2 separate regions of the Homo sapiens genome follow, and region 2 is linked to region 1. Evidence: read pairs that join two places in POLR2A ChIA-PET (ENCODE). Cell type or tissue: K562. All regions are shown on one strand. Each heading gives the region's core, and the rest is flanking DNA. Links, peaks and the distances in the headings are about the cores only.

What was found. ChIA-PET counts read pairs that join two places held together with the same protein. Peaks named below come from ENCODE experiments on the same cell type or tissue, not always from the same donor. Only the 100,000 strongest peaks of a DNase experiment are listed, where the experiment ranks them.
Region 2: POLR2A ChIA-PET joins it to region 1 with 8 read pairs; 8 of 35 experiments call an interaction of 5 or more read pairs at or near these places.

What each region holds. Positions count from the first base shown.
Region 1 is chr7:121,075,462-121,078,396 of GRCh38, forward strand. All of the region lies in intron 5 of CPED1 (cadherin like and PC-esterase domain containing 1), which reads left to right. Among named protein-coding and RNA genes, the nearest start is that of CPED1, 88 kb to the left of the region's middle. In K562, for the core only: a CTCF peak has its summit at 565; DNase peaks (open chromatin) are centred at 570, 1,050 and 1,620; H3K4me3 peaks cover 1,567 bases.
Region 2 is chr7:121,009,398-121,012,332 of GRCh38, forward strand. All of the region lies in intron 2 of CPED1 (cadherin like and PC-esterase domain containing 1), which reads left to right. Among named protein-coding and RNA genes, the nearest start is that of CPED1, 22 kb to the left of the region's middle. In K562, for the core only: no CTCF peak of the experiment used is centred there; no DNase peak of the experiment used is centred there.

The sequences.
Region 1 (2,935 bases), core at 134-2,633:
TATAAGTTTTTATTTATTTTTTTTGAGGCAGAGTCTTGTTCTGTCACCCAGGCTGGAGTGCAGTGGCGCGATCTTGCTGCAACTTTCTCCTCCCAGGTTCAAGTAGTTCTCCTGCCTCAGCCTCCTGAGTAGCTGGGATTACAGGCATGTGCTGCCATGCCCGGCTAATTTTTGTTATTTTTAGTAGAGGTAGGGTTTCACCATATTGGTCAGGCTGGTCTCGAACTCCTGACCTCACGTGATCCACCCATCAATAAATTTTAACTTTTTGTAAGATTTATGTACATTGCATGATAGTAAGTGATGAAATAGGCTGAAATCTACATATATTTTACATTTTCATGGCATATCTTTTTCTTAATTTTTAAAATATTACTTGGCTGTGTGGTTCAACTTTGAGCTTTTTAAAAAATCGTTGCAAATTTCCAAAATTTTTCCCAATATATTTATTGAAAAAACAATCTACATATTAGTGAACCCATGCAGTTCAAACCCATGTTGTTCAAGAGTCAGCTGTATTTGTATGTGTTTGTCTCCCCCACAAGGACTGAGACGCCCTGAGGGTGGGACATTATTTTTTCACTTTTCAAATTCAGTACATGGTCATAGTCCCTAATATATAATAGTCACTCTAATAATTTTGAATGAAACATGCTAACCATGGGGGCCAGAATTAAGGAAGGGGAACACTGCCAATTATCAGAGAGTTTTGGCAATGCCTGGACTGATTTCTCTATGTATGCATTATGAGCTCGATATTGAGCTGATGCTATGGGGCAAATAATAAGGGTAGGATAAATCAAAAATATAATTCCCCACTCCTGCGAGACATAATTAACCATTTTAAATAATAAGCTTTCTACATGTGTGAAAGAACTAGAGAACTAGTTTTAATATTGTCCATAAACTAGGTAGAAAGATAGTAACAGCTTTCATAATATAGGATCAATTTCTGGGTGGTTACCATTGCAGCTGAGAGACTGTTACTGCTATCTAAAAGGACAGGTTTGACCCTTTCTTATGTGGTTGGTTGATCCTTATGCATGTGGTCTGGAGATGAACAAGTAATTTTTTCAGGCTGACTCATAGTTTTGTACATTTCAACCCAAGTCTTTTAGTATTCGTTCACCTTTCATTTGAGGAGAAGCTAAGTGCTGACTGCCAGAGGATGGAATAGGAAGACAATGGTGAGAGTTTTCTCTCTCTTCTTATCCAGCAATGTTTTAGTACTTCTTATAGATTAGCTCTCTGGGAAGTGTCTTCATCCTAATGGTTCTGTATTCAGGGAAAAGGGAATAAATCTGCTATTTCTTGCTGACTATCGGGCTTTAGCTTTTCTTCTCCACGGATCTTGTAAAGAAAAAAGTGAGGGTGTATGATATATGGCCAGAAAAACCTAAATCAGAAAGAAAGAACATTGATCTAGATTGCAGTGGATATTGGTGGATTTTTTTAAAGCTCTAAACTTTAAAAAAAAATACTCAGGAGTCCCATATAACCAAGAAAGAAATAGAATGACTGTGATAAAGGGTAGGATCCTCTGCCCTGTATCCTCCTCTTTGCCCTTTATTTTCTTCCTCCTGGTGGCCCCTGGAGACTCCTGCTTGACACCACTCCATCCCCCATGAAACTTGGGAGAGTTCAGTCTGAAAATAATGACTCCAGATAAGGAACTCTAGAGTAGATTAACAGCAATCAGTGGTGGTGGGTATATTTTCTACCCCCACTTTTTTGTGATTCTCTCTATTTATCAAAAATGAAACTTAGTAGACATGTTCTTCTTTTTCTTTCCTGTATCCTTTTTAGGTTTCTAGCCATCCATGAGAAGGAAGTTAATGAAAATGGAAGTCAAATTTTAAAAATGACTGGACATGCATTTTTTCATTCCTTTTAGCTTTTGCTTTTATTATGTCTTTATTAAACAGTAAGACATTCATATGAAAAGAATAGAAAATACAGATAAGCAAAAAGAAAGCAAAAAATGAATTTAGTGAAATTACATACCTTTCCCATTCATGTGCAATTTTTACATACTAGAATGCTACATAATTCAAGTGTGAACAAATTATTGCACATTTATTGGTGGGAAACTGAAGACATAAATAATGGATATCTACATTTAATGTTACAAAAATGTTCCAACCATATTGTTGAGTTAAAAATAATAGAAAGGAAAGTAGGCTCAATAATGCATACATTATATATATATGTATTAATATATTTTATATATTTTTCCATTTATACAATATGTATTTAAAATGTATATTAACAATATGCTTTGTTTTAAAATAGATACACTTACATATTTACAAACATACTAATTTTTTTAAATGTAAATATATACTTGTCTTTTACCTTTATTTATGGTATTTCTAGGCTCACATACGTTTAAAATTTTTATATAATCAAATTATTATTTTTAAAGTGTTTTTTACACCTCACTTTCAGGCTTAGAGTATCCTCAGAAGTAATTAGAATTTACCTTGCTCGGTTAGTTTTTTCTTTTTATACTCTGTTGTTCAGTACTTTATGATTTGTTTTTCGCTTCTTACTTTTTACTTCATACTACTATATGATTTGTATTTTTTGTTTTGTTTTTGTTTTTGAGATGGAGTCTCACTCTCGCCAGGCTGGAGTACAGTGGCACGATCTCCTGTCATTGCAATCTCCACTCCTGAGTTCACGTGATTCTCCTGCCTCAGTCTCCCGAGTAGCTGGGACTATAGGTGTGCACCACCACACCCAGCTAATTTTTGTATTTTTGATAGAGATGGGGTTTCATCATGTTGGCCAGGGTGGTCTCAATTTCTTGACCTTGTGATCCACCCTCCTTGGCCTCCCAAAGTGCTGGGATTACAGGTGTGAGCCACTGCACGTGGCCTGATTTGTTTTTTAATTTTTAGTGGAGCATGACATTTTCATAAGCCATTTCTTA
Region 2 (2,935 bases), core at 160-2,659, 66 kb before region 1:
GTTCAAGACCAGCCTTGGCAAGGTGGTAAAAGCCCCATCTTTACAAAAAATATTTAAAAAATAGCTGGATGTGGTAGCATGCGCCTGTAGTCCTAGCTACTTGGGAGGCTGAGATGGGAGGATGGCTTGAGCCTGAGAGGAGGAGGTTGTAGTAAGCCTAGATCATGCCACTGCTCTCTAGCCTGGGTGACAGAGCCAGCCCCTGTCTCAAAAAAAAAAAAAAAAAAAAAGTTCACATTAGGTGAAAAGACTAATGACTAAAGAACTAATAAATTTGAAATAAATGAGAAGAGCCAGACACTTCAGTGCAATCAAAGAATGGAATATCTCATTTTATAATTTCAGGGGAGGGGCTGTTCTGAGACCACAATGTCTAAGATATGGCCATTGGAGCAGGTGTTTGAAACGAAGTGGAGGAGAGTCACTGGAGATGAAGAGGTCATGAATATTTTATGGTTTGAGATGCAAATATTGAACCTTTGACTGAAATATTCTGGTAGATTTTTTTCCACCTAATAGTTAAATAATTAAAGGGCATGCATGTATTTATAAAAAATAAGCTCATACTTTACATTTATGTATTCATTCATTTGCTCATTTATTCATCCATTCCTTCTTATTTAGAACCTGGCAGTAAGTTGCATATACAACAATGGCCAAAGCAGACAAATCTAGGCCCTCATGGAACAGAGTAGTAGGAGAAGTGGACATTAAACAAATAATATATAGTTATACATTGTGAAGTGTGCCCTTGGGAAAATTACATTGAGGGATATAGGTGATAATGGGTTTTGGTGATGCCTGTTTAAGTGGGTGCTATTTCATCAAAGCTCTATTGGGAATACATTTTTTTTTAATTTTTAAAAATTTTCTTGAGACAGTCTCGCTCTGTCACCATGGCTGGAGTGCAGTGGCACGATCTCAGCTCATTGCACCCTCCACATCCTGGGTTCAAGCATTCTCCTGCCTCAGCCTCCAGAGTAGCTGGGATTACAGGCACACCACCATGCCCAGCTATTTTTTCTATTTTTAGTAGAGACAAGGTTTCACCACATTGGCCAGGCTGGTTTTGAACTCCTGACCTCAAGTGATCCTCCTATTTTAGCTTCCCAAAGTGCTGGGATTACAGGCGTGAGCCACCACGCCCTGCAGGAATACATTTTTGATAAGCAAACTTTATTACTTTTTTATCTCTCTTATTTGTATATAAATCCACAGGTGAGTGAACTTGCCTATCATTAGATGTTGAAGGTTGGGATAGCCCCAAAGTACGGTTTGGGAGTACAGTCAGAAGATGCTCAGTGATCTGGAGTAGTTCTGAGAAATGTGTAGCCCTCCCATCATCAGCTTGAGATTCAGTTAAGTCAGCTGTAAGATGCAAACAGAAGTACACTAAAGCTTCATTTGGAGAGGGACATGCTTTCAAGCCTCACCTTGCATATCCAGAAACCTGTGGTCCCTAAAGTGTCCTGCAATTATAACATAAGTTTTAAATAGAAAATGTATATGATATAGATCCTAGAAAATTCCTTCCATTTACTTCTTACATTCCCTAAAATAAGAGTACATTTCACCAGTGGGGAAAAGAATCTGTATTTTATTCTTACAGTGCAAAAATGAACACATAATTCACTATGATAGACTCTATAATATTTCTAAAATGCCAAAATCTGGACCAGGAAGGCAATTTAACTTTTAGTCATATATAACACACATCCAAAGTCTACTATATGAGTTGTATTTGAACATCAAAAGATGTCATAAATACATGGCTACTTTAATAAATCCAGAAAAAAATCTTTCTGCTATGTGAAAAAAAAAACAAGTTTTATTTTTCAGCCTTACTATATTTTGAAGAGCTATATTTCTTGGCTTCACGGTAAGTCTTAGTAAAGATTTTTAAATGTGTAAGTAACTGAGAAATATAGTACTTTTATAAAGTAGCTCTTTATTCAATTTTTACTGTAAATTCATTATTTTGCTTAAATATTTAACTCTATATTTGTCATTCTTGCTAGTATTTACAATTCTATTGAAATAAATTTGTTAATACAAGTCTTAACCACTTTCTGTTCCCAGTCTTCCATGGCTGTATTTATAACAAAGACTTCTACACATTGAAGGAAAAGATGTTTGTATTCACTCATTCAAAGAATATTTATTATGTGTCTCTTATATGCCAAGTACTGTTTTTAGGCTGGGAAAGCAAAAGTGAACAAAATGGTCAAAAACATGTGCTTTCATTTAGCTTCCATCCTGGTATGGAGAGACAGAAAATAAACATAAGTTTCCAAGATATGGGAGGCCCAGGAAAAAAATCAAATAAATTTAATAAGTAAACAAATTATATTTATGCATTAAAACATAATCGCTCCTGTAGAGGAAAACATATATCAGGTATATGGAATCATACACATTATTGCAAAAATGCTTTTTAGGACATAGATCAAACCAAATTAATTGAAAGGCTTATGGAATTTCGAATATAAAGTTACAATATAATATTATTACTCAGTTTTATTTACATATATTTAACATAATTTATTGGTGAGACACCACGTTGGACCCTTTCATATTGAAAATTCATTTAATTCCCAATACAACCTCATATAGTAGGATTTGTTACTTCATTTACACATGTGAGAAAACTCTGATGTGTGTAGATTAATTAATTTAGCTCAGTAGATGAAGCAAGCAAGTGATGGGGCCAGAATTCAAATCCAGATTTTTGATTCCCAATCTTCTCTTTTTACTCTACTTTGCTGCATCCAATGCTCCCAGTACTTTATGACAACATTCTGTCCTTTGCTTTATCTCAGATGGCATAAAGTTTTCAGATTTTGACATCCTTTCAGTAAAAATAAAAAGTGTCCAGTTATAAAACAACTTTTATGTAGTCTAGCAAAGGGATTTCTAAGGAAATATTTTGCAACTC